7 separate regions of the Homo sapiens genome follow, and regions 1, 2, 3, 4, 6 and 7 are each linked to region 5. The links are chromatin loops, found by intact Hi-C in ENCODE. Cell type or tissue: endothelial cell of umbilical vein. All regions are shown on one strand.

The links. Hi-C counts contacts between places; a loop is a spot of excess contacts. Peaks named below come from ENCODE experiments on the same cell type or tissue, not always from the same donor. Only the 100,000 strongest peaks of a DNase experiment are listed, where the experiment ranks them.
Region 1: it touches region 5 in a loop (2.3-fold over the local background); 2 of 110 quality-filtered maps call a loop at or near these places.
Region 2: it touches region 5 in a loop (6-fold over the local background); 3 of 110 quality-filtered maps call a loop at or near these places.
Region 3: a loop joins it to region 5, with 10 times the contacts of the local background. A loop is called at or near these places in 6 of 110 quality-filtered maps.
Region 4: a loop joins it to region 5, with 5 times the contacts of the local background. A loop is called at or near these places in 6 of 110 quality-filtered maps.
Region 6: a loop joins it to region 5, with 4 times the contacts of the local background. A loop is called at or near these places in 5 of 110 quality-filtered maps.
Region 7: it touches region 5 in a loop (11-fold over the local background); 2 of 110 quality-filtered maps call a loop at or near these places.

The regions. Positions count from the first base shown.
Region 1 is chr14:72,779,641-72,783,640 of GRCh38, forward strand. All of the region lies in intron 1 of DPF3 (double PHD fingers 3), which reads right to left. Among named protein-coding and RNA genes, the nearest start is that of DPF3, 110 kb to the right of the region's middle. In endothelial cell of umbilical vein, no CTCF peak of the experiment used is centred here; a DNase peak (open chromatin) is centred at 2,301; H3K27ac peaks cover 558 bases.
Region 2 is chr14:72,606,909-72,610,908 of GRCh38, forward strand. It overlaps DPF3 (double PHD fingers 3), which reads right to left. Exons shown (of 11, transcript NM_001280542.3): 11 at 2,126-4,000. It also overlaps a transcript of RGS6 not described here. Among named protein-coding and RNA genes, the nearest start is that of MIR7843, 92 kb to the left of the region's middle. In endothelial cell of umbilical vein, no CTCF peak of the experiment used is centred here; a DNase peak (open chromatin) is centred at 1,623; H3K27ac peaks cover 353 bases.
Region 3 is chr14:72,514,814-72,518,813 of GRCh38, forward strand. RGS6 (regulator of G protein signaling 6) reads left to right here. Exons shown (of 18, transcript NM_001204424.2): 15 at 3,538-3,724. It overlaps MIR7843 (microRNA 7843), which reads left to right and starts at 2,007; the gene lies at 2,007-2,085. RefSeq lists an enhancer at 1-458. In endothelial cell of umbilical vein, CTCF peaks have their summits at 1,391 (motif pointing right) and 2,242; DNase peaks (open chromatin) are centred at 1,448 and 2,268.
Region 4 is chr14:72,882,079-72,886,078 of GRCh38, forward strand. All of the region lies in intron 1 of DPF3 (double PHD fingers 3), which reads right to left. Among named protein-coding and RNA genes, the nearest start is that of DPF3, 10 kb to the right of the region's middle. RefSeq lists a silencer at 1-89. In endothelial cell of umbilical vein, no CTCF peak of the experiment used is centred here; a DNase peak (open chromatin) is centred at 2,043; H3K27ac peaks cover 2,057 bases.
Region 5 is chr14:72,663,189-72,667,188 of GRCh38, forward strand. All of the region lies in intron 8 of DPF3 (double PHD fingers 3), which reads right to left. Among named protein-coding and RNA genes, the nearest start is that of MIR7843, 150 kb to the left of the region's middle. In endothelial cell of umbilical vein, no CTCF peak of the experiment used is centred here; DNase peaks (open chromatin) are centred at 1,263, 1,613, 2,293 and 3,653; H3K27ac peaks cover 4,000 bases.
Region 6 is chr14:72,902,943-72,906,942 of GRCh38, forward strand. It overlaps LOC107984711 (a long non-coding RNA gene), which reads right to left. Exons shown (of 3, transcript XR_001750998.1): 2 at 3,531-3,616. Among named protein-coding and RNA genes, the nearest start is that of DPF3, 11 kb to the left of the region's middle. In endothelial cell of umbilical vein, a CTCF peak has its summit at 2,190 (motif pointing left); a DNase peak (open chromatin) is centred at 2,159.
Region 7 is chr14:72,799,843-72,803,842 of GRCh38, forward strand. All of the region lies in intron 1 of DPF3 (double PHD fingers 3), which reads right to left. Among named protein-coding and RNA genes, the nearest start is that of DPF3, 92 kb to the right of the region's middle. In endothelial cell of umbilical vein, no CTCF peak of the experiment used is centred here; a DNase peak (open chromatin) is centred at 1,699; H3K27ac peaks cover 1,662 bases.

The sequences.
Region 1 (4,000 bases), 120 kb after region 5:
TGGGTAATATAATCTCTACTTCAGACCTGAGAAAATTTAATAAGCTAGAACCTCTGGCACACAGACATAAAAGTCTGCAATCAATAGCCATTCCTTTCTCCTTCCCCAAAGTGCAGTACTTGCTGCCACTTTGTGGCATGACCCTCTGCCTGAGCAGGCTGATACCCACCATGTGATGCAACACTCACTATTGCGGTGTCCTTGAGGCTGTCGGGGACCCACTCAAACCTCTGTCCCAGGACAGAAGGCCTCTGGGTCACCAAGGCTGAGCCTCAGGCATCCAGGAGAGCAGGGCAGCTGATGCATGGTGACCCCAGCAATCCACCCAAGGACTGCCCTAAGCACAGAGACCACATCTGGCTTGTTTACTGCTCTCTCCCAAAGCCTAGTACATGCTGGGTCATGCCTGCCACATTGGGTAAATGATGAGTGAATGAGTGAATGAATGAATCCTCCTCTGACCCCCCTGCATATATGAAACAGACAGCCCTACCCCTGAATCTCAACAAAACACTTTACTTATATCCTTCCTCCCACCTGGAATTTTTGTATTCTGTCCTTGTCCTGGCTGATCTTAGCCTAGTCAAGAGCTGGCTGAAAACTTGCTTCTTCCAGGAAGGTTCACAGGTTATCTCTACCAGTAGGGTTTGCTCTCTGGCTTCTCTGAGCTACCTTATCTGTCTTACTTTATTTTTGATGGTCTTTGCCACCTTCCTTATCTCTGCTCACTTAATTAGATTGGAAGTATCTTAAAGACAGGAACTGAGAGCTATGTGCTTGCATGCTACCCAACCATGCACAGTACTGGGAATGTAGAAGCATGTGATAGATACATTGCTTGACTGAACTATCATGTCATCCTCAGCAAACTAATGAAAGCTTCACAGTTGAGAGGTGCTTGGAACGTTCTAACTTTCTCCATGGGAACATGAGGTGAGCCTGAAGTTATCTGGCTACTTCTCCAGAGCCCAGGATTAGGCATCTGAAAATAGATATCCTCCAAGTTCAAATCCTATTGAGTTTTTTCCCATATCCTTAAAAAAAGGTCACTTCAGCTCCTGAGATTTTCATTTCTCCATGTGCAAATTCATGCTACCCTGCAAGGTGCCACAGAACTGACATTCTCCTTCTCTGAACTTTACAAGAAGCTCACTGATTCTCAATGCTGCTGACATCAGACCTATGCCAGGAAAACCAGCTCCTTCTCTGCATGGGTAGAAATGCCCTTCTTGTGCTTAGTGAGAATGCCATCACCACATGCTCCAAAAGAATGCTCTCAAACTCAGGATTGTGAAAGAATCGCTAAGGGGTGGGAAGCTGTGCAATTCTGATTCTAGAGGCTTGGGATGTGATCCAGACATCAGCTCCCCAGTGATCCTGAGAAATTTGAGACTAGCTGATCTAAAGATAGCTCCCCAACCTCTAAAACAAGGGCATGAATGAGAGGGGACTTGTGTTGCTCCTCAGCCACCATGTTTGAATGGCAGAGCTGGACGGCCCAGTTAGCAGACTTTGTTTCATTCAGCTGGTTTTGTTTCTGTGGGAAAACTTCTTTCAGGCAGCTGGCATGGATTACCCTGGCAGCACTAACCTGCAGCAGACTAATCCCACAAAAGTCCTCATCCCTAACAAAATTGCCAAAAGCCCTGGTCAAGGCAAATGTATGAAGATCTGACATCCTTAGTCATTCTGTGGGTGGCTCTGACCTTCAAAACATCTCAGGAAGGGCACATTGGGGACAAAGGTATCCCTTGGGAAAGTTATGTCCGACAAACAGCTTGAACCCTAAAACATCCATCATGACTTCGATGTGGCTCAGTCTGATGTTCAGGCCCAGTAGACCCAATAAATCCCTTTTCCAGCATCTACCCTGGTGAAGACTTTTCAGGGACTTATTATGCAAAGCTGCCTAAGCAAGACAGAATTTATATTGAACCTGGCCATGATTTCTGAGCCGCCACTGGGTGTTCTGATGACATACACATCTCGAGGTTGAAGTCAAGGAGCTGCCAAGGACAAGAGACTGGTGGCAGGATAAAAGCAGTGTGATTCCTTCCAGTAAATAATGGTGGGGTGGCGGGGGAGGTGGGAAGGGGACGCTCCGGGGAGGAAGAGGACCGTAGCTTTTCTTGTACCCAAGGTTTGCCTTTCAAATGGCATCCAGACGTGACCAAATAAATCTCTCCTCTGGAGGCTAAAGAATGTGTAGAATGCAACAAAAGTGAGGTGGTGGAGAAGCCTGCTTTATCTAGGGTGAATCATACCTAGAAAGAAAACATGCATCCGTCACAGAAATTTCATTGATTGAGAAAATATTTTTAGTTTCCTGGTCCACAGACTGAGTCCTTCCTGAAACTCTCACTATGAGCTGGGCACTCGGATGTTGCCTCCTGAGTGTGATCGCCTATAGAAGCAGACTATTGATTAGAGAAAATTCTTAGACAAACAGATCCCCAGCCCTCATCTTTGCCACTGGAATGCAAAGGGTGCTGCCCTCCCCAGTAAAGGGAATATCGGTCTGGTATTTAACACGGCCACAAAGAACATGTTGTTCTATAGTCAATTCTCTATACAGCAGCCCAAGTGATTTTTTTTTTTTTTTTTGAAACAAGGTTTTGCTCTGTTGCCCAGGCTGGATTGCAGTGGTGCAGTGGAGGAGTGTAGCCTCCACCTCCCAGATTCAAGCAATCCTCCCACCTCAGCCTCCAGAGTAGCTGGGACTACAGACACACGCCACCACACTTGGCTAATTTTTGTATTTTTTTATAGAGGCAGGGTTTTGCCATGTTGCCCAGCCTGGTCTGGAACTCCGGGGCTCAAGCAGTCAGCCCGTCTCAGTCTCCCAAAGACCTGGGATTACAGGTGTGATCCACTATAACCAGCCCCAGTGATCTTTTAAAAACAGAAATCAGGGCTGGGCACGGTGGCCCACGCCTGTAATCCCAGCACTTTGGGAGGCTGAGGTGGGTGGGTCACGAGGTCAGGAGTTCGAGATCAGCCTGGCCAACACAGTGAAATCCCGTCTCTACTAAAAATACAAAAATTAGCCAGGTGTAATGGCGGACACCTGCAGTCCCAGCTACATGGGAGGCTGAGGCGGGAGAATCACTTGAACCTGGAAGACAGAGGTTGCAGTGAGCCGAGATTGCACCACTGCACTCCAGCCTGGGCGACAGAGCGAGACTCCATCTCAAAGAAAAAAAAAAAGTGGAAATCAGGCCATGGCATTCTCTCCTACTAACACCTCCAATGTCTTCTCACTGCACTCAGAGCAAAATCCAAACTCCTTCCCATGGCTACAGGTCCCCAGGCTGGCTGGGCTCACCTTTCCTGCTTCATCCTGTCCCCTGCCTCCTTCCCCGCTGGGCTCCATCCTCACTGCACTCCTTTCTGTTCCTCTTCTATACTAAGGGTATCTCACCTCAGGACCTTTGCATATGCCATCTCCTCTACCTGGCATGACATGCTTCTCCCAGATCTTCTTGTAGCTGACTGCTCCTCTGAGATGTCTTCTTAGGTTCACCCTATCTGGAAGTAGCCCACCCCACCCCAACCCTGCCCTACCCTTTGCTATCTCATATACTTTATTTTTTTCATAACACCACTATCAAAGTTTTTCTCTTTGCCTACTGATCATCTATACACAACTAAATTGCAAGTGCCACGAGAGCAGCGTCCTTGTCTCATCAGATTCCCAGCCCCCAACGCAAGACTTGGCACATAGGAAATGCTCGACACATATCACTCAACAAAAAAATGAAAGCTCTAGGCCCACCTGCAACTGACAGCTTGAATGATACCGAATCCTGGCCTTGTAGAAGGCTGGAAGTCAGTGCTGGCAGGAGACCCCCAGCACAGGGAATAAGAATCACACAGCTGCCACCACCTGATTCCTGGCCCTTTCTGCCCAACACAACATAAATGACAGCAGGTCAGTGGCACAGTCCACAGTCCACACTCAAATCTTGATCATGGCCACCCACATACCCCAAACCTGGAG
Region 2 (4,000 bases), 56 kb before region 5:
TCCTCAATTGAAAGCTTCCTGAGGTCCTTACAAGAAGCAGATGTTGGTGCCATGCTTCTTGTATAGCCTGCAGAGCCATGAGCCAAATAATCCTCTTTTCTTTACAAATTACCCATCCTCAGGCATATCCTTTAGTAACACAAAATGGACTAACACCCCCTCCCTCCTCCATCCCTCTGACTCAGGGCAATGTCAGTTTCTGGGCTGCATTATAATAGTTAACTTTCTCAGGTCCAACAGAACATGGCACATCTACTGCCTTCTCAAAAGACCTCTCTCAGAAATTGATGGGATAAAATGTCTTCGTCTGTTTGGGCCCCTATAATAAAGTGCCATAGACTGGGTGGCTTATCAACAATAAGCCAAATTTATTTCTCACAATTCTGGAGACTGGAAAGTCCAAGATCAAGGTGCCAGCAGATTCGGTGTCCAGCAAGGGCCTGCCTCCTCATGGACAGCCACCTTCTCACTCCAACTTCACATGGTGAAGGGGCAAGGGGTCTGTCTTGGGCTTCCTTTATAAGGGCACTAATGCCGTGCATGTGGACTCTGCCCCCCATGACATAATCACCTCCCAAAGTCCCTGCTTCTAATACCATCACCCTGAGGGTGGAGATTTCAACATATGGATTTTGGGGGACATACCATTCATACCATAGCAGACTAGGATGCAATGCCGGGTTCCCTGGGGTTAAAGCAGAAATGTGCACAGCTCTCTGTGCAGATGAAAGGCCTGAATGTGGGTGTCTGTGTAATCGTCTGCTGCCTGGATTTTGTTATATGAGCCTAAGTCCCCCTGATTGCTGAATTTAGCAGTTCAGCATTGCAGGTCCAGCTGTCACTTGAAACTGCTTTGGGTGAAGGCCTGGCCTTTCCCCTCTGGTCCCTGAATGCGAACATCTCTCCCACTGCAGAGATGGCTCGACAACCTGCTCAATGACCCATGTCCGCAGCAACCATCAATGGCTTCTCTGCCGAAATAACGGCCCCACATTATGCTTAGAAAAGCAAAGGCTGAAGGCGCATGGATGACTCATTAAAGAACAGTGCAGCACTCACTTAGGGGAGGAATAAAAAGTGACATGGTGTCTTCCCACTGCCATGCCCACCTGTGTCTTACCAAAATGCACAGTAGCTTCCAACTAAAACCACGCTGACTGATCGAGACCAGGGAGCTCATGTTCTAGTTCCCTCAATTTCCCCCTTGACCCCGTTCATCACATGTTGTACTATTACCTGTCTGGTGCCTGCCTCCTTGGCAAGATTGTGAGCCTCATGAGAGGTAGAGCTTTGTCTTCTCTGCTGTAGCCCCAGTACCTAGCATAGAGTAGAGGCCTTTATTTATCTATCTAAAATTTATTTTTGGGAGACTGACTCTTAACTTGCAGCCTCAGGAAACCAATTCCCGCATGGACCAGGAGTCCTATACCCACAGGCTGTTGCTTTAAGGCCATTGCTAAGCAGACTCTAGAGACTCTAGGGGCAGATGTGTCCTCTGTGATACCTCTTGCTCCTTGCCCAGGGCAGCCAACTCACTGCCTTCATGGAAGGCAGCTGAGAGAAAAGAAGCAATGACTCAGCTGGCTTCTAGATGGGTCCTGCACCAGAGGTCTCTCTCTCTCCCCAACCATATTCCCCCACCTCTCCTGTGAGTCATCTCTGATTCATCAACCTCCCTTCTCCTAGAAAATCTAGGGGGCTCCTTTCAGGATGCCCTAGGAGCTTCTCTGAGGGGTCTCCAGAAAAGGAGCTGCTCTACTCCTGCAGATGAAGCTCTCAGTTAAGGCCTGAAGCTATGCTGCCCACTGTGCCCATGAAAGCTGTCACGGTGACTGTGGCTTCCCTGGTGCTATGTATGACGTGGCCAGAAGCTCATCACCAGGCAGCAACTGAGACCTGGAATTTGTTGCTCCTGGAGTCTCCCTGCAACCATGAAAGCACTAGTGTTTCTCTGGAGCCTGATGCACACGCATGCGTGTTTCTCTCTCTCCCTCTCTCTCTTTCTCTCTCTCTTACACAATGCAGTCCTACTGCACACCCCAACATGAAAGGGCTCTACCCCCACAGGATCTCTACATTTGCAAGTGAGGTCCTAACTATCCGTAGGGAAAATAAGAGTTTCCAAGAGTTTTAAAGCCTTTTATTTGTTTACACATTCTCTAAATTGCAGACAAAAGATTCACTACGTGGGTAGTCAACATTGCTAACCAATCACAGAACAAGATACTAACCACAGCAAGGAAGGGGTAGGGGCTTGTGACTCAGTCTTTGAGAACGTGCGAGCATTCCATGGGATATCGAGGGGTCCCAAAGAAGAAGGCTGCTCGATCCCCACATTCTTCATCTCATCAGCGACAGGTCTCCCTCCCAGAACCCCATCAGGACAGGAGAAAAGGCAGCAAGAGAGGTGGGGTGGTCCTGGCACGTGGGCCACCAGTCTTCTGAATGAAGAGTGAGTCCCGGGTCAGGAGTCCACATCAGGTGTGGGCTGCTTCCAATCTGTAGGTTCTCCTGGAGATTGTCACAATCTGCCAGCTCTCTGGGAATCACAGAACCATCATGTCCCCTTAGGATGGCAGAAGATGTGGCACAGCCTCAATCTCCAACACTGAAACACTGAGAGAGCTTGATACGTTCCTTAGGCAGGGCAGAAACATCACAGCACTTCACGTTAGGAACCACGAAAGAGTGGGAACCTGACACACGTGGGAAGGGCACATCCCCAGAGGACAGAGGACAAGGGTGGCACACACACCTACAGAGACCGCAACCACATCACAGTGAAGGAGGAGGACAGCTAACGGGGTGGGAGGTGGGAGCTTTTTGTTTGTCTGTTGCTGTCGTTGCTTTTTAGAGAAGCCAGGGTGGGCCAAATGGAGATATTGTCTCAAGACCATTACACACAGCTTCCCAAATCTGTAGCCCTTTTCTGTAACCTCATGAAAGCTGTGTCAGACTCAGTCCTGGTCTGAAGTACCAAAGCAGCCCAAGGCAAAACCTCATCTGCAAGAGGCAATGCGGCGTTGGGTCCCAAGGATCAGTGGGGAGGGTGTTCAAAAGAGCAAAAAGGGAAACCCTCTTTCATAGGCATTTCTCTCACTGGAGACCCACTCTCTTGGTCATTCCTTTATGACTGAGAGTCTCAGAAGGAGTTGTGAGTGTGAGGTAAAAGAGACAAGCAAGCATTTTGGAATGATGGGGATAAAATGTTGCAGTGGCTTCCCTCTCTGGTGCCCATACCTGGAAGAAGCAATCCCAGGTTTGCTTCGTATCTGCAGGTCTAGAGACATCAATGGAGGCAGCAATTGGAGATCTCAGTGTGTTTCCAGGGTCTCTGACTCAACTAGAGGGCATCCAAGGCCTGGTGGAGCCTGTGCAGGCCTGAGCTTCCTCGTGGAGCAGCAGGTAGGCAGCTCATTCCCAGGGACCTGGTCATCCTTCCTACCATAGGAGCCACCTGCCAAAGCCCACCCAGAGGAATCCCAGCGTTCACAAATGGAGGCGCCCTCACCAAAGCCACTGGACCAGCCTGTCCCTGAGAAGAGACACAGAGGGGCTTCAGCAATGAGAAGAAGAAAACCAATTTCTTTTGGCTTCTTAGCAGAGATGCTCCATGTCTTGGCTGTCAGAGAAATTGAGCTTACAAATTGCCCTCACCCTGAACCCACTTGGCAACGGGGAGATGACCTGGTTGAGGTCTAGTTCTGGCTTTTGTGAATCGACCGTGTGACGTAGACAGCACAGCATCAGGCCAGGAAGGCGCCTGATGAGACCGTGTTCTCAGCCTGAGAGCGCGCTCAAGGGCAGGTGGGAGATGGAGCCTTCTCAGAGCTCAGCCACTGGCTCTTGGGCTCCCAGGTTCATCCCTCAAGGAGCTGGGGACCTGAGGGCTCAGGGCCCACCACTGGCTGCCTGGGGGAAGTGCTGCCAGTCTGGTGTGGAAAGGGTCCAAGTCAGAGGCCTTTGCCTCACCCCTTCCACCAGCAGGGCCATTCAGAGA
Region 3 (4,000 bases), 150 kb before region 5:
TTGGGGAGGAGCGGTACCTGCAGGTTTTTTATAAGAGCAGAAGCTTCCAAAGCTTCAAGGGGCTTCCCATGGGCAGCAGATGTGCAGAGAGGAGCTGCTGTGGCTCTCTGCAGCGGGGAATGTGGCCTGGGCTCTGAGTTCCCAGCTCAGGCCTGTGGGGCTCGAAGATGGCCAACACTAACCAAAGCCTGTTCTGAATTTCAAATTGACACAAAGGTTCCTCAAAACCAGTGATGGTAAACACATACGGGATGTCAGGATGCTGCTGTGACAGCAGTTTTGCTGTTGCCTGAGAGAGACAAGGCAGGTCAACTCCAAGGCAGACAGAAGGCCAGGGAGAGTCCCCAGTGTGTGCAGGGAGAGAAAACTGCTGTCTAGGGAATGTTACCCCATACCTTCCCCCTCTCCCTTCTTGCCCTTTCCCCCTCCTTCCCTCCCTTTCTCTCCCCTCCCCTTCCTCTTCCTCCAGCATGCCTGTTGTTTTCACTTGTACTTAAAAAAATTCTTGGTTTTATGTGACAAAGAAAACCTTTTTATTTTTACATAAAAGTTTATTAAATTTGATTCCGCGGCCTGGTGCAATGGCTCACGCCTGTCATCCCAGCACTTTGGGAGGCCAAGGCGGGCGGATCACTTGAGGCCAGGAGTTCAAGACCAGCCTGGCCAACATGGTGAAACCCCATCTCTGCTAAAAATGCAAAAATTAGCTGAGCATGGTGACATGCCCCTGTAATTCCAGCTACTCAGGAGGCTGAGGCAGGAGAATAGCTTGAACCTGAGAGGCGGAGGTTGCAGTGAGCCGAGATGTAGCCACTGCACTCCAGTTTGGGTGACAGATCATGACCCTGTCTCAAAAAAATTGATTATGAAATTTGTATTTCCATCAGCTCCGGTCATCTCTATATCCAGCTGAGTGATGTACATTTTCATGTGGCACCCAAATCATCCTGCAAAAAGGACCCTGAGCCCTCAGGAACCGCAGGGAGCCTGCAGAGCTCCCAGGGTCCTCAGGGCCTTCCCACAGGGGCTCAGCAGCTCCTCCTCAGTGCTGACAGAGGTGACAGAAAGTGACCTCCCATGTGGCATTGATTGAGGGGGCAGGAAATCACCCAGGTGTCATCCATTTGTGTGAGAAGTTGCAGGGGCCCAGGGGGCGTGGGAAGACGCTGACCCAGAAGGTTGCTTCCAGCCAGGGATTCAGCCCAGACGGCCTCCCTCTGTGAACCTGGTTCTCCTGTCTGCCTAGCATGGGGCTGAGGAAGCCTCACTGACTTCGTCTCTGGACATTTGACCCCTTCTGGGCCTTGGAAAAGCCAACACTGGCTTCTTCCTATAGAGCCAGGTTCCCCGCATCTTTCACCTACTGGTCAGACATGGCCTTCCAGGCAGAGAAAGCCTTGTAGGTACTCTCACCAGCAGATGGCCATTTTCACTTGGCAAGCCTCCCGGCCACTTCCTTCTTTTCACAGCAGACCTGAGAGAGTGGACAGAGAGCCCTACAGAACCTAGGGCAGGCCTGGGAGATGGAGGAGACCCATGCCCCAGCTCAAGAGTCAAGGGCCCACCTGAACAATGAGGTAGGGGAACAGCTCCTTTCAAGCCCTTCCTTCCCCACCCTCTCTGGACTCTGGATAAAGAAACACGACTGCTTTCCTCTCACCCAGAAGCCAGAAGGACCTGAGCACCCAGGACTTGTGGCTGTCAGAGAGCTGTGGAAGGGCAGGGGACACCAGATGGCAGCAGCAAGAGCTGGGCGGCAGCATCTGCCCAGGCCACCTGCGGAGAGAAGGCTGGAATCCGAGGGATCACACTGGGCCAGCATTGAGCCTGTGGCCACCACACTGACCCCTCCTCAGCTCCCCCTCACAGGACCTGAAAGCATTTCTGAGTTAAGTCTGCATAGGAAGTTTTCCAGAGCCATGCCACATATCCCTCCATCCACTCAGTGCCCATTTTACAGATGAAGAGAGAGGCACCCAGAAAGGTACACCAAGGCAAGATATGGCGTAGACAGGATGAGGGCAGAGCCAGCTTCCTGATCTGATGGAAGTCATGAAGCCTTCTCTGCCTTACGCTTGGCTCTGCAGGGTCGCTGAGAGGTTCCTTTAAGGAGATCATCAGAATCCTAAATGGCAAAAAATGGCAAATCAGGGGAAGAGTTGGAGCCCAGCATTTGGGGACACACACACACACACACAGTCGTCTTGCCTTGCAGAAATTGGGTTGCATTACTCCAGTCTGCCACTGAGTGGCACCTTTGGGCCATGCACTTGGCTCCAAAGACATTTCTCTGAACAGCAACAGAAAAACATGTTTAACCCTAAAAAAAAAAAAAAAAGAAACAAGTACATCTTACTTTGGATGAAATTTGATGACAGATTGAATGCACTGTCTGCACTTTCCACCACGTCATGTTTCAGCTTCGCTTGTCCCTCCCTTTCTGTTGACTAGACTACCTGTGATTCCCGCTGCTCTCGGAACCAGCACAGGACCTACTCTCTTACTCACTGATGGGGGAGCTGGCCTGTCCATGCACAGGGCAAAGGATATGACACCCAGACCTGGATCCTGCTGCAAGGCTGCCTTGGGAACCATCCTTAAGACCCGGTAGCTGTTGTCCAAGCTTTGGCTCTGGCTGCTGCTGCTCTCAGCAGAAAAGAGCTCACTGCTCCCATGCGGATGCTGAGGGATTAAACAGAGGCAAATACGGAAGTGAGCAGATTTTTCTCTCTTGCTCTCAGCAGAAGGAGAACCATTCTGCAGAGAAGTTTTCAACATATGCCTCTTCAGCATTGCTCCAGATGCGTCCGTCTTCACTCTGAAACCCATATATTGAGCACCTACTATTTGCCAAGCACCGTGCTGAGCACTGATGTGAATTGGCTCAGTTTCTCCATCTATAATAGGAATGGCTGGTTCATTCTTACACAGATAGTCTTTATGATTCCAGGACACTGCCTGCTTCTGGGATCTCTCCTCCATTTTGATGCCATCACTTGATCCCAACTAGATTTGACAAAGGGTCTCACACTGTCTGCATGGTGGCATGTATGTAGCACTGGGGTTCTCAACCAGGAATGAGTTCATCTCCCAGGGGACATTGGGCAATGTTTGGAAACATTTTTAGTTGTCATAACTTGGGAAGGGGGGTTGCTATTGGCATCTAGTGGGTAGAGGCCAAGGTTGCTGCTAAACATCCTACATTTCACAGAATAGCCTCAACAACAAAGAATTATCCAGCCTGAAGTGGCAATAGTGCTGAGGTTGAGAAACCTTCATGTAGAAGGAGAGAAATCCCGTTCTGATAACGAGAAGCACATTGATCTTTTAATATGCAATTCTTTTCTGTTCTGCACCATAGGAACACCTTTGATGTTTTCACAATCTCCATGGTCTTTGCAGCTCATGTAGTGGCATCAGGGCAGGCTGAGAGATGCAGCAGAATGGGTTTCATGGGACATCAGCTCTGGGGCCATCTCAGGCAACATCCCGATGCTGAGCCCCCTGGAACTGACTGTGTTTCTGCTCCCACTTCAGGTTCTGGCTGGCTGTCCAAGATCTTAAGAAACAACCCCTACAGGATGTGGCCAAGAGGGTAGAAGAAATCTGGCAAGAGTTTCTGGCTCCAGGGGCTCCAAGTGCAATCAACCTGGATTCTCACAGCTATGAGATAACCAGTCAAAATGTCAAAGATGGAGGGAGATATACATTTGAAGACGCCCAGGTTTGCTTATCTACTCAAGTGGTTGTCATAAGGTGTTCATTTGTCCCCTTCATTGCCTGACCTATTAACACAAGTTCAAGGCATTGTGGGTAGTTAAAATTTCAGATTTGGTTATTTTTAAGTTCATCAGTGGAAACCATTTCAGATAGGCGCACAGCAAAATCCCAGGATCGTTTTCCTAGATGGGTTATGTATTACATAGAAACCAAAATGTGCAGTTATATGCTTTATTTGTTCCAGGAAAGCCTCAAAGTGTTTTACAAAATCTGAAGGCTT
Region 4 (4,000 bases), 220 kb after region 5:
GGTAGCTGTGTCTTCGTCTTCTAAAATCTCTCTACAAAACTTGGGTTATGTTTATCTGAGGGACCAGGGAAGGCAGTGCAGAGTCAGGGAAAGTAATGAAGAGGAAGAAAAGACAGAAAAGATCCTCAAAATTGTCATTGCTGATCAAAGCCAGACTTTTAACACAAAACTAAAAGGTCAGCAGAAATGGTGGGAACTCTTTTTTCTTTCTTTACTTCTTTCCTTCTCCCTTTTTTCTGCAGCTAGTTTTTGTGTGTAAAATGAAAAAGAGCTCCAAATTTTGGGGCTCAATCTAAGTCAAAAGCCAGCTATTTCAGAAGTGTTAGAAGAACAGGCCCTTCTCTATTCTAAGGGGAAACCCTCCAGTTCTTCCTTGATGAAAATATAATCAAGAGAAATGATTGGGGGAAAGTGTTTTTTTCTCCTCCATAGAACTGGGATTGGAAGGGGAGTGTGTGCATGGGGAAACATAAGGAATTATGCATTTGGATATGCATTTTAATTAGGTGGACAGAAGCAGCCGCCTGTTAATTTTTCTTGCTTGTTTCCACTTAGCATTCATCACAGGCAGAACTACCATAGAGCGCTCCCACGATAATAGATGGTTCTGCATTGGCTAAGTCCTCAGGGAAAATAATTAGCAGGAGAGAATATATTCTCTCCCCTCCCACTGCCCCATCCACCCTGCCCTCCCCCTATCACCAGCACCGCGTTGCCGCCCCTCTCCCCACTCCCCTCACCTATAGTGGTTTTCCTAGGAAAAGCCGAGGGCAGCAGTCAGCCTCCTGGTTTGCTAGCACTTACTTTGCCCTGCCAAAAAACAAGGGTCTAGGAGAAGAAACAGACAGATCAGAAGTCTCTATTGGAGTGGAAGCTCCTCGATGTAGGGAGGGAGTCAGGTGGCTGTGCTGATTAGTTCTCAGGGGCAGGCAGGCAATCCATGTTGGTTGTGGGATGAAGGAACTCCAAAGAGGATGAGAGAGTTCTCGTTGTGCTCAACTGGCAGCCAAAGATGTATCGAGAGTTGCTGGTTGAGGACAGCAGGAGTAGGGATGATGTTTTTTGCTTCATTTGCTCTTGTAAAGGAAAGTTGCAGGGCCAAGTAAGTGCAGTGGTTTTCACCTGCAATCCCAGCATTTTGGGAAGCTGAGGTAAGAGGATCACTTGAGGCCAGAAGTTCAAGACCAGCCTGGGCAGCACAGTGAGACCCCCATCTCTATAAAAAAATTAAAAATTAAGTGTGGCAGTACGCACCTGTAGTCCCAGCTACTTGGGAAGCTGAGGTGGGAGATCACTTGAGTCAAGGAGTTTGAGGCCACAGTGAGCTGTGATGGCACCACTGCACTCCAGCCTGGGTGACAGAGTGATCGCACTACTGCACTCCAGCCTGGGTGAGAGTGAGACCCTATCTCCAAAAAATATATGAGAAAAGAAAATAAAGAAAGTTGTAGCTTTGCAGCAAGACTGAATCTGAACCACTTCCAAGGCTGGCAACCAAGACATGCATGTAACTCTGAGATCTGACCCCACCGCAATGCTCTCTGGTCTACTTTTCTATAAAGAATCTGGCCTGGCATGGTGGCTTACGCCTGTAATCCCAGCACGTGGGGAGGCCCAGGTGGGCAGATCACTTGAGGTCAGGAGATCGAGACCAGCCTGGCCAACATGATAAAACCCGATCTCTACTGAAAATACAAAAATTAGCTGGGTGTGGTGGCATGTGCCTTTAATATCAGCTACTCCTGTGTCTGAAGTACAAGATCACTTGAACGTGGGAGGCAGAGGTTGCAGTGAGCCAAGATCACGCCACTGCACTCCAGCCTAGGCGACAGAGTGAGACTCTGTCTCAAAAAAAAAAAAAAAAGAAAAAGAAAAAGAATCCATTCTTGCCACTGACCTCCAATGCCAACAGCTCACTCTCCTTATTCACAAGCAGATCTAAGCCCCTGCCCCGCCTCCACTTCTTCTCTCTCCCTCAGTCATCTCAGTTGAAGGAGGAGCCAGAGACCAGGCAAGGACCAAAGGCCCAAGTTCCCAGAAGAGCACCCCACTCTACCAACCGCGCTTCTGCTTCCTCTGGTTTGGTGGGTGAACTCAGGTCAGGGCTATGACCGGAAATGAAATGAGGGTTTCCCCTGAGCTCACATTCTCACTTATTTCAAACCCAGACAATAGGAAAATCCCACTGAGATCCCAGGGCTATTTACACAGCCTGGATGAGTAGACCTTGCATTTCCTGAGAAACAATGATTAGATGTGATGGGTAATGCCAGAAACATTTATTTTTGTTTTAATATTTAAAATAATGTTTAATATAGTAGGTATTATTGACTGCCTGAGGAGGCCATGATCAGCTACAGGAAACTTTTAGTTCTCATAGTAACACCTCACATTTGCACTTTCCACCTTCTGAAATGTTTCCACATCCATTATTTCATGTGGGCCGCTGCGGGGAAGCCAGGCTGGAGGAAGGGGAAGGGAGGAGAAGGGAGACACAAGCTCTCCTGGCTGTTTGGAAGGACAGGCCTGACTTGCTAACTCCTGCCCCCCAAGCTATCCTGTCATCACCGTGCTTCCACCCACCTCCTGTTGTCAGACATCACATCTCCATCCACCTAGGAAGCCTTCACTCCAAGCCTCACCAGGTAACTGCTAGTGCTACAGCCCCTGGAACTGCCTCAAACCCAAACCCTGACCCCCACGAGGAGTCCCTGCCCTCAAAGGAAGGGGGATATAGGCTGGGCACGGTGGCTCACGCCTGTAATCCCAGCACTTTGGGAGGCCGAGGCGGGCGGATCACGAGGTCAGGAGATCGAGACCGTCCTGGCTAACACGGTGAAACCCCGTCTCTACTAAAAATACTATATATATATATATATATATATATATATATTAGCCGGGCGTAAGGCGGGCGCCTGCAGTCCCAGCTACTCGGGAGGCTGAGCCCGGGGAATGGGGAATGGCGTGAACCCGGGAGGTGGAGCTTGCAGTGAGCCGAGATCGCGACACTGCACTCCAGCCTGGGCGACAGAGCGAGACTCCGTCTCAAAAAAAAAAAACAGGAAGGGGGATATGAGGGGAAGGCAATCCCTGTGGCTGGGGATGGGAGAATTGAGTCTCTGGGTTCCTAGTTCCCAGTGTGTTTATCCCAGAACGCAATGGACTACCAATAGAGGGAGAGGCAGAGAGGTTGAATTCTGTAATACTATTAGGTTTGGGTTTTTTTGTTTGTTTAGTTTATAAGGTGGAGAATGCCTATATTATCTAGAAATGTAGCCGCTAATTTTTTGGGTTTGTTTGTTTGTTTGTTTGTTTGTTTGTTTGTTTGTTTTTTGAGATAAGGTCTTGCTCTGTCACCCAGGCTGGAGTACATGGAGTACAGTAGCGTGATCACAGCTCACTGCAGCCTCAACCTCCCGGGCTCAAGCCATCTTCCTGCCTTAGCCTCCCGAGTAGCTAGGACCACAGGTGTACACCACCACACCCGGCTTTTTTTTTTATTTTTTGTAGCGACAGGGTCTCATGATATGTCCAGGCTGGTCTTGAATGCCTGAGCTCAAGGGATCCTCCTGCCTCAGCCTCCCAAAGTGCTAAGATTACAGGCATGAGCCTAGCTTAGTCCCTAGATTTTACAGTCCAAAAATGAAGGAGACCTAGGCATAGTGAAAACCCAAAAGAAATGAAAATGGGGACTCAAAAACAGCCAAAAGGTGAAACAACCCAAATGCCCATCGGCAGTTAAACAGGTAAACAAAAAGTGGGCTATCCATACAATGGCCATAGAAAGGAATCAAGTTCTGACTATGCTACAACATGGATGAACAAACATTGAAGACATTATGCTAAGTGAAATAAGCCAGACACAGAAGAACAAATATTGTATGTTTCCCCTGATATGGGGTGCTAAGAATGCAGAATGGTGGTTCCCAGGGATGGTAGGAAGCAGGGGATGGAAAAGTATTGTTTAATGCATACAAAGTTTCTCTCCGGGATGATGAAA
Region 5 (4,000 bases):
CCTCCACTTAGAAACCAAACAAACTGAATCTTTTCACAGTTAAAACACCCCAGAAAGGACCTTTATGATGTCATCTCTCTCCCTGCCATCCAAGTAGAAATGAGTAGTTCTATGGTATAGAACCAATTCAGCCACAGAAAACCCCATCAGATGCCTCATTTGGCCTAAGCCCAAAAGGACACTGCTTCCTTCACAAGCACTCACACTCAGCCCCAACCCTGCCCCAAGTGATTCAAGTGTGTCAGAGTTACTCGGAGACAGTCCCCAACCAAGAGACCAGTTCCAGTCCTCTACTAGCACAGTGATCCCTTTGTCAGCCTTGGAACCTGGTGGTGGTTCACACAGGTGGGCCCTTTTGCCTGGATAGCCACGCATAGCTTTTGCTTCTAGCTGAAATGAAATCTGCCATTTTGGTCTTTGGAACGGAGTAGTTGACACAAAGGAGTGAGCAATGAAACCAAGTACTGCCACATTTCACCCCGGAAGCAGTTTCTGAAAGCAGAGATGGGTGTCCCAACAGTGCCTAGATCACATTAAGCTGAGCGATAAGGGAGGGAGAAGAGGGAGAATGGGCCTAAATGGAAAATGGCCAAGCCAGCAAGGAAAAAAGCTCAAAAGCAAATGAGCAGCTCAGCCTCTTCCAAGTTGAAAGGCCCCTCCCCTGCCCCACCTCTCCTGGTACCCAAGCATCACTCAATGGCCAGGTGCACAGGCCTGGATTAGATGCTCTTCCAAAGCTGAGACTCCATTCATCCAACTTTCCTCCTTGACCAAGTCCTCCCTCCACACCTGCTCCTGTTCCTTGCCTCTACCCCATCCCACCCCACTGTCTCCCTTTCTGATCCGCTTTGCTGGTGCACCCTACCCCCACTTCCCTCATGCTCTTTGCTGTCACCACCTGCCTCTAGCTCCTTCCCTTGACTGATCAAACCCAGGTGACCTTTCCTGGGACCTCCCACAGAACGCCTGCCGATTGTTCTCTCCATGGGCATCTGTCATCATTTCACTCCCTGCCAGGAGTCTTTCTGTCCCTCTCCCAGTGCCCTGACCCCTCTGGTCAGATGTTACCTGCCACTCTGTAGTGAGTCTGTCTCATAAGCTTACCCCACACCTTTCAGTTTCTTCAAATTTCCACCCCGACCTCCCAACACACACACACATGTATTTTTCCTTTGCCCCACTAAAGCCACCTAGAAAATCATGCGTGAGTCCCAACTTGGCACTCCTAACTTCCATTTTCTCTTTTGTTTCCTCTGGTCAGGTCAACTGCAGGCCACAAAAATGAAACAATGTGCAGCTGTGTTCTTAGTCTCCTGCTCTCAATCCCCTGCAAGAAGGCATAGTTTTCTACCCCTCCACACACATGGTCAACCCCTCCCCACCCCTGTCCTGACATCCCCCTTTTCTCTCCTTTACCCCTCACCACCACCTCACCACCTCCCACCTGCCCCCTCTGACTTAACCACTGGATGCTGTGTCCAGAGACTTCTCCATTCTTTCTGTCAACAATATTTATTAAGCATCCTCTATGCATAGAGTGAGATTTGGTAAGACTTCCACTAATTATCTCAGAAACTGCTCAGTTCTCAGTTTATTTCAACAAATAATTATGGCACACTGGTGTCAGGCACTGTCTGGAGGATATGAGTGATATCACCTTTGCCCTCAAGGAACACGCCATCTGTTTGAGAAGGACTACAAGCAAACATGATGTGTTGTGATAAGCACAGGAGCGGCAGGAACAAAATGCTATGGAATGGTACTTAGGCGGGTTTTCAAATGGTGATTTTTGCCATTTTACATGGGTTAGGTTGTGATTCCCAGCTTTGCTTTTTGTTCGAATATTATCTCCATTGTCTCTGACAATAGACATTCTTGCCTACAGATTCAACAGCAACGGTCCATCTGGAGCTCTTTGTTGATCTAGATGGCTTCCTCCAAGAAAATCTTCTTGTCTACTGAGATCCATGGCAAAAATAATCACATACTACCCCATGACAGCTCTTACATGATTTTAACTATTTGTGAATTTCTAGTCTGATCCACTAGGTCACAAAATAAATCCAATGGCCAATAAATTCATTGCCCCATGTTTAATTTTATCCTATCCTTGACAGTGCTGAGCAGTCACACGCATACTGTTATTACTCAGTCCCTAGTTGCCAAATGAACCGAGGTATATCTGAATGAAAATGTTATCATCCAAGGTCTGTAAACAGAATAGCCTGAAATCTCAGCTGAAAGGCCAAATGTCTGAGTCACCAGTAATGGGGTAAATCAATCACATACCTCCTGATGTAATGCACTGAGAAGGATACAACATCATTTCTAAGGTATTCTAACCAAAATGCACAACTTCAGTTTAGTCATTAGAAAAACAGCATCCAAGCCTGAACTGAATGGCTTTTGCTATGAAATGACTAACCAGTATCGAGGTTGTGAAAAACAAGATTGTAGTACTAACTATTCCAGATTAAAGGACTTGTAAGAGGACATGGCAACCTGTGAGCCCAGACTGGATCCTGGACCAGAAAAAGGACACTAGTGAGACAACTGGCAGAATTTGCATAAGGTCTGTAGGTTATAGCATTGCATCGATGTGAATTTCCTGATTGTGATCATTGTACTGTGGTTATTTGAAGAATCTGGGTGAAGGACATATGGGAATTCTTGGTAAAATCTTTGTAAGTTTTTTGTAAGTGTAAATTATTTCAGAAGTAAATTTTTTAAAAAGCCATAGTTATTGGTTGAGTTCCAGTGGTGAGATACTTTGAAAACCTAATTGCCAATGTTTTTTATCTAATAATTCAGTTCTGACAGGAATCTTCCATCATTCCCATTTATTTTGTAAACCAATCATGCAGAATGGCTTTTCCTATATTGCTATTTTGAATAGGTGATCAGAAATCACTTTTATTAAACACCACAATATTATATAATTCAATGTTTTTGTGTTAGAAGCAATTGGGTTTGTGACCAGGGCCCAAAATGTTCACTCCCTGCCACCATTACTCCCGCTACCACTGGCACCACAAAAACAGTGACCATTTAGGAAGCTCAACTTTAGTTCTCCCAGAAAGTTCATGAGGACTTAGACATTGCTACTTCTCAGAAAGATTCTAATGTGTCATAGTTTCATTTGGGGTTTCTGTTGTTTCAGTTTTTTCTTTTACAGAATCAAATACCTCCTTTTCATCCAATAAATTCTTGAATAAAAGACCTACAGGCATTTTACTGATTTCACTCAAGAAATCTTCCAAAGATGATCTTTGGGGAAGTCAGTATAGACTTAGGAAAGATTATTAGAAGATCCATACATCATTTACTGAGCCTGGAACTTTAGACAAGTCATCAAACAGGATCAAATCTCAGTTTCCTCATCAGTAAAACGGGAATAAATAACATCTACCCTACCTCATAGAGTTAAGCATCATCATGAAATAATATAAGCTACATATTCTAATAGGGAAAGAAATGTCCATTTCCTCTCTCAGAAACTGAGGCAGAGATCCCTGTCAACAAATTCACACAGGGAGCTGAGCCCAGAGCCCAGAACTTGTCATCTCCACTCTAGGCTTCCACACACCAGATCAAAGACACCTCACTCAGAAAATACACAACACAAGTCACTTCTCCTCCAAAGGCTGAGCAAAATCCCCTGAGGAAAAATTCCTAACAGATGAGTCTGCTCCAATTTTAAGTACACGTTCAAGATCATATTCATCAGATGTAACAGGAGGTATACTGGGATAAAATTAATTAATTTTATTCCACCATGAGGTGAGAACCCCCAAACACCCTTTAGTTCTCTCCCTGAGTAATGATCTTGCATTCCCTCCAGTGCTGTATAAAGCAGTATCAGTCTGTAGCCCATTAGATGCAGAGAGAGATGCAGAGTAAGCAGGAACCCTTAAAGGGATGCTATTGATGTGAACATCACATTTTTTTTTATTAAATTCTTCTCTCTAAAATACCGGTAGCAAATTGGATTACTGTCTTT
Region 6 (4,000 bases), 240 kb after region 5:
AGCTGTTTTGGGAAGCAGTCCAGCAGTTCCACAAATGACTAAACATAGAGTTACCATGTGACCCAGCTATTCCACTCCTAGGTATATCTCCAAGAGAAATGAAAACATATGTCCACAAAGAAACAGGACATGAATGTTTATGGCAGCATTATTCACAATATCCAAAAGGTGGAAGCAACCCAAATGTCCATCAGCAGACAAATAGATAAGCCAAAGGTGGTGTATCCATACAAGAGAACATTATTTCGCCGTAAAAAAAAATAAAAGTACTGTTACATGCTACAATACAACATGGATGAATCATGAAAACATAGTGCTAAGTGAAAGAAGCCAGTCACAAAAGACTGCACACTCTATGATTCAATTCTCATGAAATTCCAGAATATGGAAATCCACAGGGCCAGGAAGGAGATTAGTGGTTACTCAGGGCTGGAGACGGCAAGTGTGTGGGAATAGGAGGGGGACAGCTGAACGATATGGGGTTTCTTCTCGAGGTGATGAAAATGTTCTCAAATTGACTGTGGTGATGGCTGCACATATCTCTGGATATACTAAACACTATTGAACTGTGTACTTTGTTTGTTTGTTTGTTTTTAGAGACAGTATCTCACTATGTTGCCCAGGCTGGACTCCTGGGCTAAAGGATCCTCCCACCTCAAGTGACCACAGCAGGAGAGATGGATAGAAGCCATGGAACCAGCTTTGTACACTATAATGCCCAGCTTTGTACACTATAAGTGGGTAAATTTTATGGTATATGAATTATATCTCAATTAAGCTATTTTTAAAAATTCTCTACTCATAATAAATACCAGAAATTTCTGTGGCTATTTTCTCCTTTAGAACTGTGTTAAACAGGTAGAAAATGGAGACTATTAGAAGAGATTCAATTTTCAATTTGGTGCTTCTATATTTATATGAAGCCTGAAGGCTGAGGTGGGAGGATTGCCTAAGTCCAGAGGTCAAGGCTGCAGTGAGCCATGATTACACCACTGTACTCCAGCCTGAGCTACAAAGCAAGACAGAAAAAAAAAAAAAAATCTTGTATATTAGCTACTCTGGAGTGACTCCTCAAATGAAGTCTCACAATGCGGGCTGAACTGAGAACCTGTTTTACTTAATGACCAAAGCTACTCCTACCTCAAATTTGGGTTTCTTTTAAGTTCTGAGATATAGTGCGGGTAGGAGGGACAATTCCATCTGAATTGAGGTCCTTTTTCAGTTTTATAATGTCTTTAGCTAGTTTTGATCATGAATTATGAATTTTGGATAAACTTTCATGTGACAAAACCAAGGAACAAAAACAAGGAATATGACTGGAAGCACTGATGACAATATCAAATAGTATAAAAGTCTAAGGAAGGAGGGTGGTAGTGGAGAAAGAGAAATCCAAAAACCCTAGAACTGAATCCCAGCTTGACTACTTCCAAGGTACACAACCTCTGGCAGGTGACTTGACCATGAACCTCAGTGTACTCATCTGTAAAATGGGGCTATTCATACCAGCTTCTGCATGTGATACTGTAAGTGACATAAAGAAGAGTAACTGACACACAGTCAACACTTGAGAAATACTTCTCCCTTCTTCCCAGATAGAAAATGCAAAATTGAGAACTCGTTGATGCTGAACAGGAACAAAGAAGGGAAAGAACAGATGACAAGGAATGGTGGAGTTAGAGGGAGTCTGAGTTAACAGAATGAGACCAAACAAATTCATTGTAGCCAGATAGTCCTGGACCAAAATGGGAGATAAGGCTTGCCTGTGTTCAAGGAAAAGGGGCATTAGACAAAACAGAGAGCAAAATGAGAACCGGACTGGTCTGTCTGTAAGCCTTTTGAGGTTTAGAAAGGAGCCAGTCCTTTCGAGAGCTTCATGCTGAGATATTCTGGAATTAGATAGGGATGTGGTGGATGACAGCAGGATGGGATTAAATGCAACAACCAGGATATGCAATTACTAACAAGTTACTCACTGTTCTCAGGGATAGTCCAAAAGCCTGGGTTTTAGGAAAGCAAGCCTTAATGGAAACAAACCAACGTCTAGTCCACATTAGAGTGTCTCCTTCTTTGATGCCCCATTGGGAGGAGGATGAAGTTGTGCAACTGTTTTTTGCTGAAGAGTAAAACAAGTTTTCAAACAGTGCCCTAAATCCCAGTGCCCAAATTTGTTACTGGCAATTGGGCGCCCTCTAGTGTCAGTGAGCAGGGATGCCACCCTTTGAAAGTCATAAAGTTGGGAAATCCTGTTGGGTTCCAGCTCTAGAAGGAACTGCCAAACAGCAATATTTACATGGGTACCTGGAAGGCAGGAAAAGGTTGAAGGAGCACCACTATGACACAAACGAGTTCTTCTGTCAAGAAGTTCTGGAACATAGTAAGTATTCATGAGATGTTTGTTGAAAGTGAATGACAATTAGGTCCATGACAGACAGTCCTGCATTAATGCCCCATCAGGATATTGACATGTAAAGAATACACCACCTGTCAAACCGATGCAGCAATGAAAAACTTGACTGCTCAGATCTTAGGATACTTTTTTTTTTTTTTTTTTTTTTGAGACAGAATCTCACTCAGTCACCCAGGCTGGAGTGCAGTGGTGCGATCTCAGCTCACTGCAACCTCCGCCTCCCGGGTTCAAGTGTTTCTCCTATCTCAGGCTTCCGAGTAGCTGGGACTAGAGGGGGGCCATCACGCCTGTCTAATTTTTGTATTTTTAGTAGAGACAGGGTTTCGCCATTTGCCCAGACTGCTCTCCAACTCCTGGCCTCATGTGATCCGCCCGCCTCAGCCTCCCAAACTGCTGGGATTACAGGTGTGAGCCACCATGCCCAGCCAGATCTTAGGATACTTTCTGAGTGATATAGTTGAGTAAGAACCATGGCTAGATCACTTAGCTGAAATTAAAGAAATTACTCCACTGGATCAACCAAAATATACATGTTGTAACAAAAGTAAATCCTCTTGGCCAGGTGCAATGGCTCACGTCTGTAATCTTGGCACTTTGGGAGGCCAAGGCAGGCGCATCACCTGAGGTCAGGAGTTCGAGACCATCCTGGCCAACATGGCGAAACCCTGTCTATACTAAAAATACAAAAATTAGCCGGGTGTGGTGGCACATGCCCGTAGTCCCAGCTACTCAGGAGACTGAGGTGGGAGAATGGCTTGAACCTGGAAGGCAGAGGTTGCAGTGAGTGGAGATTGCACCACTGCACTCCAGCTTGGATGACAGAGTGAGACTGTGTCTCAAAAAAAAATAATGAATTAATTAAGTCCTCTTTATAATTCCTCTTTTCCTTGCTGAGCTTTGGTGAGTCCATCTGCAAATTCAAGGGGAGCAGAGACTTTCCTCTAAGAAAAGATGACCTGTGATCCTGCATACCATTAGAGCAGTAAAACATGTTCAAGTTATTTCTCACCTATGCTGAGTCAGATGGGGGGAAAAAGATGCCCACTTCCATAGCCAGAGCTGTTTTTGCATCAGATCTGTTATTCATTGAGAGCAGAAGAAAAAATTAACCTCACACACTTACCTCAAATTGTTTGCCCATCTAGTTCGTTTGTTGCCAGAAACTTAGATTCAGTAGACTCAACAGCACATGAAGCAAGAATTCCCGAACTATTCCAGTTTTGCCCAGAAGGAATGCAAGGCATGAGAAGAAAAAAATTAAAAAAAAAAAAAAAACAGCCTTAGTATGCACTGATCCAGTTTGCTCATAGTGCCCCGATTGCTGGGGTAGCCAGCAATGCTTTGGAACCTGCCTTCTCCCTGCTGCAAGAACTTGGAGAGACATTCCCTGTGCAACCCCTGTGCAAATATAAGACATGCACCATGCCACTTTCATTTTGTTTCTTTTATTTTTTCATCTTTTTTTCTTTTTGTTGCTTACACCTGTAACAAAACTGCAACCCACACTACTTTCTTTGCTCATGAAACCTACAACACCTTCTGCTTCTTCCTTTGTGAATGCCATGTTGTACCTGTAGCCTATATCTATGTCCC
Region 7 (4,000 bases), 140 kb after region 5:
AGGCCTGTTTACAAAGGATGCCAATGTAAAGAAAAGTGGAGTTTAGAGATGAAGGAGAGATGGAGGGAGTCAAGAGGACCTTGCTGAGCCCCTAGACCGAGTCACGAGTGAAGAAGATACACTCACGAGCTGTTAGTTACATGAGCCCACACATTCCTCTGTGTGCTTAAGCACTATGAGTTGAGTTTCTTGCCATTTGCAACCTTAAAAAGCCCTGCCTGATGCACATCCCACCATTTGATGTTACCAACAGACTCTAATAAGGCTGAGGAAGAACCCAGGGGCCCCATCCAAATACCTCTAGGCTGCTTGAACTCAAATGCTTTTGAAATAAGGATGGTTCACTGTGGCTGTCAGATGCCACACATCAAACCTGAAAGGAAATTCTAGCCAGGGAATGCTACAGATGGCAGCTCACCACGGCCCCCACCACTCCTTATTGTCTTTGTCAAGCCCATTTCCTCATTTACTTTACCTGCCTGGTCCCTTTAAATACATAAGTTTACCATCCCTTATTAGATGGATAAATAGATAAATGGATGGATGGATGGATGGATGGATGGATGGATGGATGGATGGACGGACACATGGATGGATGCATGGATGCATGGATGGATGGATGGACACATGGATGCATGGATGCTTGGATGGATGGATGGATGCATGGATGGATGGATGGTTGCATGGATGGATGGATGCACAGATGGATGTATGGATGCATGGATGCATGCATGCATGGATGGATGGATGTGTGCATGAATGAATGCATGCATGCACAGATGGATGCATGGATGCACAGATGGATGCATGGATGGATGCATGGATGAACGGATGCATGGATGGATGCATGAATGGACGGATGCATGGAGGAATGGATGGATGGATAGATGCATGGGTGGATGCATGGATGGGTGCATGGGTGGATGCATGAGTGGATGCATGGGTGGATGCAGGGATGGATGCATAGATGGATAGGCAGACAAGCAAGCAGTTATGTAGTTGCAAGTTGAACCTACACACAAATAGGCATGATACAACTAAAGAATTAAAACGGCAGCCCACTGCAGTCAGGGGGCCATCTGACAATATAGGAAAGGAGATAACTATAGGCTTACTTCTGTATGGTTTTGGGTGTCTGGAATAACGGGAGATGACTCTCTGGGTAGCACTCACCCTGTAGTTGTGCTCCTCCCTCTCAAGCCACAGTGGTTAACACCACCTTACCAATAGTGCAGTACAAAGAGAAGCCAGTCCTGGCATTCACAGGTAGCTGTGAAAAGCTGGCCCTAAAAGGCAGTCTCGCTCAATCCCCAGCATCTACTTGGATCTGGGCAGGCAGCCACAGAAACAGAAGAAGCTACAGAGGATGCAGGCACTGGGTTTTGGTGTCTGGACATGGAAGAATTGCAGGCCAATATCCACAAATGTATCCGTGAGGCTCTGGTCTTGAAACAAGGATGTGAGGACCCCAGGATGGCTGGTGAGGGACACTAAGTGGCTCAAAGAACTGAGAAAAAAATAAAAACATAGCAGCAATAGAGACCAGAGTCCGAGCCAGGACAAGGCCTGTCCCTCAGCCACCTGGCTGAAGGCATCATCATGACCTCAAGGAGGTAACTGGTGAGTCATACAGAACCACACTGTGCACTCTTCACCATGGTTTATATGCTCACAGTTCAGGCAATTGCTTAGAAAACTGCATATCGTTCATGCCCCTATGAATCACTTTCCTCCTTTTGTTGTCTTTGTGAAGTCATCACAAAGTTCTGAGTGGAAGAATTCTTCCAGGGACTGCCAAGGAGTGACACTGTAGCCAGGTGGGTTCAGCTCTCACTTTGCTCAGGATATGGGTGTCCAGTGGCGACAGATCAGGAAAATAGCCCCATACTAAATGGTGCCTGGACAAGGCCCATACACACTTGGATATGCTGTCCTGAACACAAGGCACAAGACACAACACGGGAGGACCTTTCATCTCATGTCTCTTACAGCCAGGGACTGAAGGTGTAGGACAGTAGGAGAAAATAGAGTTTCACATAAAACACCCCAAGGACATCAAAGAAGGCTAGCTGCCAAGAGGTAGGAAGAACTAGATTCTTAGGGACTTATCCTTGGGGATTGATACCACCCCTGCCAGGCATCCACCTTTGGGGTGACTCAGAGCCAAGAAAACAAAGGCATGGGATAAGCCATGGAAAACAAATTCCTGCTGAGTAGCAAAGAGAGTGGCACCAACAAGTGGCACCATGTGAGTGACAAGAGCAAGCAAATGCTCACACAGGGACAGCTGGGTGTGCAGGGCCATCACAGCTCCCCCTACCCCCACCACCTGAACACTACGAGACAAATGGGACTCCTGGTTTCTGCCCTCAACATGCTTATATTTGAGAGAGGCCACAGGACCAGCGAGTGCAGAGTCATGGCGAACTGTACACAACCTGGAGTCAGGAGACCCATGTTCTCACCCTGTTCTGTTGCCTCGGGGGCCCTGAAGCCCATCGCTAAGTGTTTTGGGCTCCAGTTTGCTCATCTGTCAAGAGAGAACCCTTCACACAGCTCCTAAGTGCTGTGAGTCCCTGTCTCTCAGACTGGCTAATCTCCAAGGGCCTGCCAGGTCCCACATGCATGCTCTTGAGAGTCACATAGATATCAAAGCTCAAAATTAGCTCCTGGGAGTGGGAGCAAAGCTTCTGAGCCCCCAGCCCCTCCTGTGAGCACATACCTCAAGGCACATGCCCCCAACAGCCCAGAACTGACACATTTTTGATAGTTCCTGAGTACATGGATTTCCAGCCCTGGAAATGTTTGTTTTAACTTACCAGGAGAAAAGAATTTGGATTCTTTTTTAAATATACACAAAGGGAATACATTTGTATATTTTCAGATACAAAGTGGATGGGAAGCAAGGCTAAAGACTGTTCTTTTCCCTTAGCTCATGTGAGTGCTATTCCTCACGGTGAATTCTCCAAAGACCATGAATGGCAGAGATCTTTGATCTCCCTTCTAGCCTGTCTCGATGTGATAGCCTGGACATGGGCAGCTATCACGCCACCCTTCAGAACCTCAGCACTTCAATGACCACATCCTGCCATCATCACCCCCATGGAGGTCCAGGGCCCCTGCCCCACTGCCTACCTCTCCACCTGTGCCCACCTCTCCACCTACCCGCCCCTTGTCACATTGACAGATAAAATACAGGACTCCCAGTTAAATGCAAGTGTCAGATGGAGAACAAATAATATTTTAGTATAACATGTGCCTTCCTAGGCAGCACAACTGAAGCAGGCCCCTTCCAAGGATAGAAAAGTCCTCCTCTCTTCCTAAGTTTGTGTCCATAGAATCTCATCCAGTGGCCTTTCTGTCCCCTGGCTTCAAATGAAACCTGCCACTGCCTCTCTCTCAGGGTGAAGTGTGAAGACCGTGGCTTCCAAGGCCAATAGGCATGGAGGTAGTCATCCCATTCAGACGCCAATGGTTCTTAGTCAAAAAAGCTGCTTATGGCTGGAGTCAAAAACATGTCTAAGCGTGACTATCAGCCCCAGTGCAGAAGAGTCTGGGGAGAGGGAGAAACAAGAAACAGATATTACCACAAAACACTCCAAGGGAAATCTCACTACAAAAAAAGAGGTTGTTGCCTGGTGATGGCTGGCAATGGGCCATGAAAACCTAGTTCTGATTTTTAGATACAAGACACAAGCCCAACGTGTCACCCAGCCTGGATCCCATAGAGGTCACATGGACAAAACAGTACTTGAAGATCTTTGACCTGCCTAGGTGGGCAACTGGAGTGGAAGCTCCACAAGGGTATGAATGCTGTCTTTTGTTTTCCTCATCTCTATGGACTAGTCCATCTAGTCCAGGACTAGCCTCAGAGTGAGCATCCGATGATCGTAGGAAGACTGAATGAATGCGTGAACACATGAATGAATGCCTACATTCTCCAATATGTCCCAGAAAGTGTCAAGAGCTTTGTAACGCAAAAGGCTCTGAACAACTCAAA